Linked DNA regions of Homo sapiens: region 2 is linked to region 1. The links are chromatin contacts, found by Hi-C in ENCODE. All regions are on one chromosome and are shown on one strand. The core of a region is the stretch at or near the end of the contact, and the rest is flanking DNA. Distances in the headings are between cores, read along the strand shown.

Evidence for each region. Hi-C counts contacts between places; a loop is a spot of excess contacts on that map. Pooled maps may share reads with other maps.
Region 2: a pooled map shows a loop between it and region 1 (7-fold over the local background). The contact joins the promoter of CABLES2 here to the promoter of SLC17A9 in region 1. A Hi-C loop is called at or near these places in 5 of 50 pooled maps.

What each region holds. Positions count from the first base shown.
Region 1 is chr20:62,949,126-62,954,200 of GRCh38, forward strand. It overlaps SLC17A9 (solute carrier family 17 member 9), which reads left to right and starts at 3,584. Exons shown (of 13, transcript NM_022082.4): 1 at 3,584-3,764. The coding sequence starts at 3,706. RefSeq lists an enhancer at 2,994-3,823 and silencers at 3,375-3,694, 3,705-3,804.
Region 2 is chr20:62,404,331-62,409,405 of GRCh38, forward strand. It overlaps CABLES2 (Cdk5 and Abl enzyme substrate 2), which reads right to left and starts at 2,955. Exons shown (of 10, transcript NM_031215.3): 1 at 2,585-2,955. The coding sequence starts at 2,946. LOC105372709 (a long non-coding RNA gene) reads right to left here and starts at 2,564. Exons shown (of 2, transcript XR_936967.3): 1 at 560-2,564. RefSeq lists a silencer at 2,872-3,121.

The DNA.
Region 1 (5,075 bases), core at 2,334-4,833:
TTGCATGTTTGTTGGGTATCAGAGAACAGGGAAGGCCTCTCCTCACCTGCTGCTCCTCCCTATGTGGCAGTGGCATGTCACAGTGTTCTTGATGTTCACACACCTGTGCCAGTCCATTAGCCTCACGGGTCAGAAGGCAGCACGGTAGTTCTTAGTGGAGGTGGGCATCACCAGGAATGCTTCAGTGTGAGCTCCCACACTACAGTCTGGAGGCTCACACCATCCTTGCACACATGGCCTTCCTGTCTTAGATATTCTGCCTTATTTTGGAATGCCATCTTTGCTTGTGGTTTTTCACTTCTGTTAAAGTAGAACATGGGGTTTGAATGGGCCTTTGGTGTAACTAGCTATGGCAAGAATCTTTTAAGAGATGTGCTCTTTGGAGATACAATGTCCTGAGCTTGTTTGCCTTTTCCAGAAGCCACAAAATGGCTTTGAAGATAAACAGGCCCATGCTACAGAGCCACCGGCACAAGGCACCTGGTGTGCAGGAGCTGAGGTGCAGCCTGTGGTTAATTGATAATAATCATGTCCCCACATCTGCACAGTGGGGGCTGTTTCTCTCATTTCACACCCCAGTATCCACCAGTCAGCCTGGTGCATGTGTGCGGGGAATATTTAAAGGGAATGTGACGTTCTGATTTGTCTGTAACATTTCAGTGTCACCTAGTTCAAGGCCAGGTTTACGGGTCCAAATTGTCCATAGTACAGAAGACCATTTATCAGGTGAAGCCCGTAAAGCCATAGGCACAGCTATAACCAAAAGAATTCATGAAAGGAGTAACAACTGAAGGTGAGTGGGTTTCCTCATGTTTGTAAATGCAGGTCACGTTGCAGGCTCTTCCGCCAGCTGTCCGTCCATGCAAGGCAGTTGGTCACCCCGCAGGCTCACTTCGGAGATGAAGAGTGCTGGGTGCAGCAGCGCCTCCTGTCCTTGGGTCTCTGTGTATTTGAGGTGGAATTGATGAGCTTGGGAACCAGGGAGAAGCGGTGGAGCTGCTGTTGCCTTGAGCTGCCCGTGTCAGGCAAGGTCTCCGCCTGGCTGTGACTTCTGCTTCCTGGAGACACATCTGTAGGCGTTCCTCACACAAACAAGGTTTTCTCCCTCTTGTGGATCACGGTGTGTGACTGACAGCTTTGGTAATTTTCCCAGCTGGCTTTGAAAGTGAAGCAGGCTGACCCGTCACCAAGAATTCTCTGCCATGGAGGGTCATGGAAGAACGGGAAGAGGTGCTGGCGGTCACAGCAGCCCAGGGTTCGTCTGTGCTCGTTTATAGATTTGTGTGCCCATCCAGTCCTCACTGGGCCCTCCCAGTTTTAGAAATGTTGAACACTAGTGCTTGTAAGATTCGAACAATGAGTTTACCAGCTCTGAGAAAAATGAACTGCTCCAGAACCTTCAAGAATGTTTCTCTGTATCACGCCCACATCACACCGAATCCATTTGTCGTCATTGCAGAGTTCATCTTTCTGGTTTTGAGCACCATCTCACACAGTTCTTTGTCTTTTTCCAGTCTGCTGTTGACTGGGTTAGCTCAGCCCGAAAGGTGCCCCCACCTTTGAGGCAGTTCCCGCACGTGATGTCCAGTACCGCGGTCTTCCCTCTTGCTGCTGCCTGTCAGTCATGGCAGAGGAAAGTGTCATCTGTCAGTCTCCTTTTCATGGACTCCTCATCTTGAGAATTGTAGTTGGGCTGGAAGGTTGCAGGGCTAAGTGGGGTGCAGGGAGGAGCCCCAGGCCCAGGGCTGGCTTGTCTTGGTTTACAAGAAGCTGTGCGGGGTCTCCTGGGGCGTCTGTGGGGGGTGTGGATGCAGAGGCTGAGCAACGGGCGCCATACGTAGTGAGGTGTGGATTTGCTTTAGGAAAATCTCTAGCATCGTCTCCCTATAGCAGCACTTGAAATAAACAAGAAGTTAGGTGGGCCAGGCCCAACAAGAGGGAGGCACGCAGCCTTCCAGAAGCAGAGGCCAGTGGGTGCTGGCTGTGACTGCCCTGTCCGCAAGGTCACCCTGTGTCCTTGAAAACCCAGGTGTTGACTGTCTATTGTCCCTACATAATTTTTCACCTTAGGCCTCAAAGATGCTTGGGTGCGGGGCAGCTCTCAGAATCCACCAGAAGCGTGGAGAGCCTCCATCTGGCCACTACCAGCACCCAGCTTTATAATGTCCCTGTGAGATGGCCCCTTCACCCACCCAGCCATCCCTGCATGGCCCGTTTCTTCAGCTCATCCAGCCTTCACTCAGGTGTCCAGGGGTGCCTCCTCAGCCCAACCTATTTGAAGTAACACCCCTTCCCTACCCCTTTCACTACTTTGATTTTTGTCTACCTGCCCCAGAACATCAGCTCCAGGAGGAAGGGGACTTTGGGTAACCAGATGGCAAATGTCTGCTGCAGCATGATCACAGATCTCGGTAGGAAATCACCATCACAGAGTGAATGGAAGCGAATCACCTCAAAGAGGGTGCTGTTGACAGCGATACGTTTAGCAACAGTTTCCAAACTTCCTGGCTATGGGCTAGGGCTGTTTGGGGCAATAAACCTCTCTCTGCCACCATCTTTTCACCTACCCTACGTCAGGATGGATGAAAGTATGACCTTGCTTTTCAGGGTGCCCGTGTCTTTCTGTTCAGAGGGCCCTGGGAGCAGGCCCTGCAGTGCAGTGGGTTGGGCTGTTGGAGACCTGAGGGCTAGGGGGAGGGAGGGGGTAAATGTGGGTCTGTTCTAAGTGCAAGGCCCTGCCTTAGACGTGTCTCCCTCGGCCCCTGGGTGGTGGCTGCTGCGTGGAGGATGGACTGAGGTGGGCCCTAGTGGAGGTGGGGGCAACGCCTGAGGAGCAGGCCCTGCCGCCTCCTGGGGAAAGGCTGCATGGTTGAGGCCTTCCCCTGCTGGCTTCATCCTTGGCATGGCAGCAGGAGCACACAGAGTGGGGGCCCCACCCCGTCACCCCTGCCCCCGAGCCCAGAACCTGGCCTGTGATGGGTCCTCAGGACACCTTTTGTCCAGGAACCCAGGGGCCAATGACAACCTTCACAGGCATCTGCTGAGAAGACATGGGCCAGCGCTGGATTTGTCCAGCTCTCCCAGGCTTGGTCCAAGGGCTCAGGAGTGGACCCATCCCTGCCCCGAAAGATCCATTTTAAAAATCAGTGACCCTGTACTTTTACTCTCTTTGCACTTGGTTAAGACTTTATCCCTGATTTTATTTGATCGGTAAGGCAGGGACTGCCATCATTCCCCATTTTATAGACAGAGGACAGACGGCCCCATGGCTCCGTGTCGTGTCCAAGGGATGGGCTGGCACCTCTTGGACCAGGCTTACCACCAGGGCCCTTCTCTGAAGCCCCAGTCTGACCGGCCTGCTGCTGGGAATCCCCCTCTGCCCCCACACTAACCTCTGCTGGGGCTGAGCCAGGGCGCGTCGGACAGTCAGGGCGACCCAGCCAGGGCGACCGTTGGCCCCGCTCCTATGGGGCAGCAGGGACCGACGTCAGCAGGGTGGGGCGGGCACCCGAGTGGTATGCCCCGCCCTGCCCCGCCTGCCCGCCCTGGTGGCCGTCTGGGGGCGACAAGTCCTGAGAGAACCAGACGGAAGCGCGCTGGGACTGACACGTGGACTTGGGCGGTGCTGCCCGGGTGGGTCAGCCTGGGCTGGGAGGCAGCCCCGGGACACAGCTGTGCCCACGCCGTCTGAGCACCCCAAGCCCGATGCAGCCACCCCCAGACGAGGCCCGCAGGGACATGGCCGGGGACACCCAGTGGTCCAGGTGTGGCGGGGGTGAGGGGAGGGGGGGTGGGAGCGGTGGAGATGGGGCCGTGGGGAGGGAGCTGAGATACTGCCACGTGGGACGATGCTAGGTGGGGAGGGCTGAGCTGGGCGGGCTCCTCTGGCTGTGGGGCCCCCTGTGTTCCTTGTGGGAGGTGGAAGGAAGTGAGTGCCCTGTCCTTCCTCCCTGCCATGAGATTCCAGGACCGGACCTGGCAAGTGCCCTATCCCAGCCAGTGTTCCTGGGGCTCTTCCAGGCAGGGCTATGTTCCCCAGGCCAGGGGCATTGTCCTGGACAGTCAGGAGGCATACCCCTCGCCAGGTGGAACCACCCTGTGTATGCATGACCCTGACAAGCAGGCGCCAGGACAGTCAGGAGGCCAGGTAGGGGGCACGGGCTGGAGCCTGCAGCTGGACGGGGTTGGGGGGGGTCCTGCCACCACGTGCCAGCTGTGTGCTGAGGACGAGCTCCCCGCTGGCTTCAGCTCTCGGAGCATTTGGTGGTGGGGAGAAGCAGGGCCTGGGCAGGTCGCCTGGCCACCAGCACTGCTGCCTGTAGGAGGCTCCCTGGGCAGGTGACGCCTCAGAAACCGGGCGAGATGGTGACCGCGGGCCATTGGTCAGCTGGGGAGGGCCTCTGCCAGGGAGCTCCTGAGAGCAGCCCCCACACTGCTGAACCCCTTGGCTCTGGGTCTTGGGCTGAGGCCTTAAGTGGCTGGACCCTGGGCCTAGACTCAGGCCCTGTGGGTTCCAGAGCAGTCTCCTGCCTGCACTGAGTCCCCAGGGTACCTACCCTGACCATGGCAAGGTAATGGCACCTTCTGGCCCCACCAGTTCCCAGCTGTATGAGGGCTGAGGACCCTAGAAGTGCTGGGAAGAGTTGTAGGAAGGCCCAAAGGGGCAGTGCCACCATCGGATGTTGGCACCCAGATGAAGGGAGCGCTGGCTGCATGGGAAAAGCTGGCAGCCCAGATCACAGCCCTGTCAGGCGCCAATTAGAGGGGAGGGCTGCCCTCAGCGGGCCCTGCCCCTTGCTCTCTTCCTCTTCCCCCACCCACGTTCATCCAGGCCTGCCGGGCAGGGCCAGCTCCCCAGGGATTCAGGGCCTCCTCACTGGCGGCTGGTTTGAGTGGCTCCGCCTTCACTACGTCCCTCCCAGGCTCGATGTTTAAAAAGGAGCCCTTGCCGCAGCCTTCACTACGTCCCTCCCAGGCTCGATGTTTAAAAAGGAGCCCTTGCCGCAGCCTTCACTACGTCCCTCCCAGGCTCGATGTTTAAAAAGGAGCCCTTGCCACAGCTCTTCAACTTCCTT
Region 2 (5,075 bases), core at 1,705-4,204, 550 kb before region 1:
CATGTCACCTGCTCAAGGTCACAGAGGTACTGAACAGTGCAGCTGGGATTCCAAGCCAAGTCTGTTCCCAGAGCCCAGGTCAAACCACCACACTCACAAGACCAACATCAGGGCTGCCTTCAGGACTTTCAGAATTCTCTCCATTTCCTGAAACCAACTCATCCTAGAACTCTCAAGCCAGGAGCTAGCAGCCCCTTTTGCCGGGGCAGCCACCCTTCCCTCGATCAGCAGCCAGGCCCAGGGAACGCAGGGTGAAATGGACGTCCTCACGCTGGGGTCTACCTATCAGGGAGGGGCCATGGCCCTCAGAAACAAGGTCAGCACCACGAACTTGGCAGCAGAGCCCCAGGAGGGACGCCTCCCCCTCCAGGAACAGAGTGGGGTTCAGGAAAGACCTGAACAGGGACATGGGGGCCAAGGAGGAGGGAAGGGAGGAGACAGCCCTGGGCAAGGCAAGGGGTGGTGGCGCTTGGGCCCATGGTGGGTACGGCAGGAGGACTGCAGGCACCCAGCCCATGCCACGTCCCATCCTGTCCCAGGGATGCCGGCCACAGCGCACCTTCTAACAATCCCACAGGGCAGGGATGTGCTGCACGTGGGCAGCATGCTGCGCTCAGAACTGTCACCATGGAGGCTCTGGGCCTGCAGGGGGTGCCTTCTCAGTCACAGGCACTTCCCTGCGCGTCGCCACGCTCTGCCTCCCTCCACTCAAGTGGGCTCCACTCCACGCCAGGCCTGGTGCACACAGGGGTGCATGAACTCTGTGGAAGGAGGGCCTATGACAGCACCCAGTCTGCCTGGTGTCACCATCCGGTTCTGGACACTCAACATGCAGGACTGAGGGAGAAAGCTGTTTCCATGTCAAACAACAGGGCCCGGGGTTAGGGAAAAGCCCACCACACCTGCGGAGCTCGGCCCGTTGGGGTGAGCCCGCTTCCCCTGGAGTCCACACCTTAGGGCCTTGCCGCTCTGCCCTGGAGAGTCACCACCTTGTTCCATCTCTCCCGCCTTCCTGAAGGAGCTGGCCATGCCAAATGCATGGGGCCTGGCTGCCACATTTGGGCAAATCCATCCCTCTGCCCCAATCATCCCTCTGACCCTCCCTGGAGCAGCGGCCAGGCATGTCCGTGGGGGGACATCTTGTGGACAGGCCTGGGTCTGCAGGCACCCTCAGCCTGGCTACGGCCAGGAACACTTCCAAGGATGGAGTGCACCGCGACCTGCGTGTGACGCAACCTGCATGTGACGTCATAGTCTTTGAGGACAGAGTGCTGTGTTCTGGGCCCAAACTTCCCCAACCAAAGACCTTAGAGGAACCCAATGCCTCCACCTGCCCGAAGGCCAGGGGCGTGGGGCAACTCTGATGACCTCCAGGTAAGCAAGGAGCACGTGCCAGCCTTGACCCAAGAGCTCTGTGTCGGCCCCTTTGCTGCACACCTGCAGGGGCTGCCTCTGGGAACAGCCGCCCAGCAGGCACTTGGACCTGTGGACAGTGGCTCCCTTTGAGAAGGAACCGCAACAAGCAGCCAGTCCTGGGCCCAGAGCCCACAGTCACTCCTGGAGGTGAGGGCTGTGGGAGGCAGGGTCACCCAGGTCCTGTGGTCTCTGGGAGAAGGACACAGGGTGTCGGGCAGCCAGGGGCCATCTGGGCAGGGGGCACACGCTGGACAGGCAGGGCTCATGGTTGGGGTTGCCCTGGGATGGGCTGAGGTGGTTCCCAGAAATGGAATCAAGGCAGGGGGAGCAGTGGAGACCCAGGGTGTGACAGACCCAAAGATACCGAGCTGAGAGTGATGTGGGGAAGGGCGGGGCTCAGCAGGGAAGTGACAGGGAGAGGAGGGGTGCCAGAGACCAGTGGCTGTGGGATGGGAGATGTGGCTGTGCAGGGGCCTCTGGGAACAGGTGTCAGTGACAGTGCCAGGAGGACCCCGGCCCACATGCTGGGTCTGAGGAGGTGGGCATGGACGGTGTGGCCCGGTTCAAAGAATGCGAAGAGATGCACAGGGCTGTCCATGTGTCCCTGTGTCCCGGGCACTGGTACCAGTGGATGGGGGTGGGGGCATGTCCAGAACCCACAGGGCTGGGGGTCTCAGGGGTAATAAGGGCTGAACCCTAAAACCCATTTCAGAGCACTGACAACGTGGAGATCCAGACCCCGTATTCAGGGGCTGGGAGAATTCAGGGGACAATGAACCCTATGTGTGGGGGGTGACAGGGCCTGAGGAAACCCTCAGCCAGCCCAGGAACCCCCAGTTCTGTATCCAGGACTGACAAGGTCCCAGGTGAACCCAACCCCTGTGTCCTGGGCTGATGAGGGCCCAGACTGACCCTGACCCCTGTGTCCTGGGTTGACAGGGGCTCAGGTCACCTGAACCTCTGTCCAGGGCTGACAAGGCCCCAGGTGAACCCAACCCCTTTGTCCTGGCCTCTGTCCAGGGCTGACAAGGCCCCAGGTCACCTGACCCCCTTGTCCTGGGCTGATGAGGCCCCAAGTAATCCTGACCCCTAGTCCTGGGCTGATCCGGCCCCCGTCCCCGTCCCTGTACCCCGCGTCCTGGGCTGACCTGGCCGGGCCCCCACTCACCTCTGGCGCTGCCCATCCAGGCCGAGGCCGGTGGGCACCTGCGTGGGGCTGAGCAGGCCCTGGGGCGCGGGGGTCCTGGCGGGCAGCCCGGTGGGGGGCTCCGGCGGCGGCGGCGCTGGCGGTTCGCGGGCCTCGGCGGGCGGCGGCGGGGGCTTCTCTCCGCCCGGGCCCAGGCTCGGGGGCCGCCCGTCCAGGGAGATGTTGTTGAGGAAGAAAAGCGCGGCCTGGCGGCGCCGCGAGTCCCCGCGCCTCCGCAGCGCCTGCGGCGGGGCCCGAGCGGCCGAGGTCGGCGCGGCGGGTGGCGGGGGCCCGGCGGGGCCGGGGGCCGGGCCCGGGGCTCCACCGGCCGCGGCCGCGGCCATCCTCAGACTGCGCCCGCCGCCGCGAAGCGCCCCACCCCCTGCCCGCGCGCCCGCGCGCCCGCCGCCCATTGGCCGCGGCGCGCCCACATGCAAATGTATCGCCGTCGCGCTCTCCCATTGGCCAGCGAGGTGCCGCGCTCAGGGCGCTCCCCTGGGTCCTAGAGGCGGTCGGACGCAGCAGCAGGGAGTCGGGAGCTGCGCGCCTCCCCGCCGGTTCGAGTCCCCGTCTTGGGACCTGCGGCCGCGGGGCTCTCGCTTTCTGTTCCCTTTGCTGTATGGCGGCCTTCGCGGATGGCCTCCATCGAGCGCACATTTTAAGGCTCCGGACCCAGGGCGGCGTGGGTGAGGCCCCAGCACACTTCCCTGTCCGGAGGTGTGTCTGGGCGGCGCTTCAGCGGGCGCAGGGCGGCCCCTGGAGGAGCCCCACCGCTTCCCGGAAGGGCCCGCGTGCCATCTGGCCTCCTTCATTGACAGAAGGGAACGAGGGTCTGAGTGGAGAAGGCACCTGCTTGGGATCAAAGCCCCAGGCAGAGTCCTGCACTTCCTGCAGTAGCAAAGTGACCTTGAGCCTGCCTTGTGCCCAGGCCTGTTTCCTCTCTGTGCCTGGGTGCCCCTGACTTCAGAACCTGTGAGCCCGTGGCACCGGGATGGTCAGGGCCTGCCTCTGGAGCCCGGGAGCCTGTCTGCAGTCTGGAGGGGAACCCGCTGTATCTTTGTGGAGGGACTCAGGACCTTGCACCCACCTCTGTGTCACCTGCCTGCTCTGTCCAGCTTTCTTTCATGGGTTTACGTATCTTTAAAGAGGGGACAATGATTTCAGCCTCAGGGTACTGTCAGGATGAAACTGGCTCAGTGAGGGGGTCGGGCTGTGGCCGGAGGCCAGGCACATGCAGTGGTCAGTCCGCGAATGCGCTGCAGTACCTCGCACCTGCCCGCATGCGCCCAGCCTCTCCTGTGCTGGGTGCTGGGGACCCGGTGGGACCGACAGGCACAGCGCTGGCCCTAGGAGCACCTGGTGTGTGGGGAGGCAGCATGATGGCCAACAAGGCAGTGGGCGAGTGGGCAAGACAGGGTCTTCATCACCACCCCTAGCATGGGCCCCTGCCCTTCAGGCCCCTACCCACCTCCCGCCTGCCTGCTCCCTCCTGTGGGCCTTCACGGGCCACCATTGGGGCTCACGCAGCATGCAGCACCTCCATTTCCTTTCCCTCCGCCCTTCCAAGTTGGCCTCCAAGGCCTCTGCCAGGCCTAGGGGAAGGTGGGCAGCTGTCCTGTCTAGGAGAACGCGGGGCTGGGTGGCATAGCAGAGGGGTGGCTGCGGATTCTGGATCCACAGAATGGGGTGCTGACTTGTGTGCCTGGGGGCTCCCGTGAGCGGGGAGTGAGTGTGTCCAGCGCTGTAGGGTGCTGAGGCTGGGGCAGGCACACAGTGGGCCCTCCATCCCTGCTGGCTATCACCAGGAGGAGGGGCCTGACAGGGGAGGGTGGGCCATACACCAGCAGCTTGCAGAGAATCTGGTGTCAGATGAGAACAGAAAGGGGCGAGTGAGGGTGGAGGGCAGGACGCAGGAGGCAGGAGGCAGCTGTCCGTGCTGGCTGCAGCGCCGGGTCCTGGGGATCGGCTGTGCAGTAGGGGGGCCCCTAGCCAGTTCTTCTTTGCTGGCGCTAAGCTAGACTTTGAGGGACAAGGAGGAATGCTGAGGAAGGAACGGGGTCTCTTCCTGGGTCTGGTGAACCCCCTTGCTAGGCTCCCGCTGCCAGTCTTCTCCCCTCCCCAGGGTGTCGATGGGTGGCCAAAAGCCAACCTGGCCTGCGGGCAGTGTGTAGGGAACACACGGCTTTTGTTTCGTGTGATTCTGGAGAAATTAAAGCAACCTTTAACACACCTGGACTTCCCTCTTGGGAGTTCAGTCCCTCTGGCCTCTCAGGACAACAGGCAGACATGTCACAGGCTGCAGGTGGGAGGCAGTGCCCCCTGAGTCAGGCCCGCACCCCAGTCTGGCCCAGGCCTCACCCAGCCCAGTCGTTGGCCCGTGTCCTGCCATCCCTGTGATGCGTGGTTTTAAATGCCCAGCTCACCTTGGTGCTTTGGCTGCAGAGGGCCCTGCTCATGAGTTTCGCTCCTTATT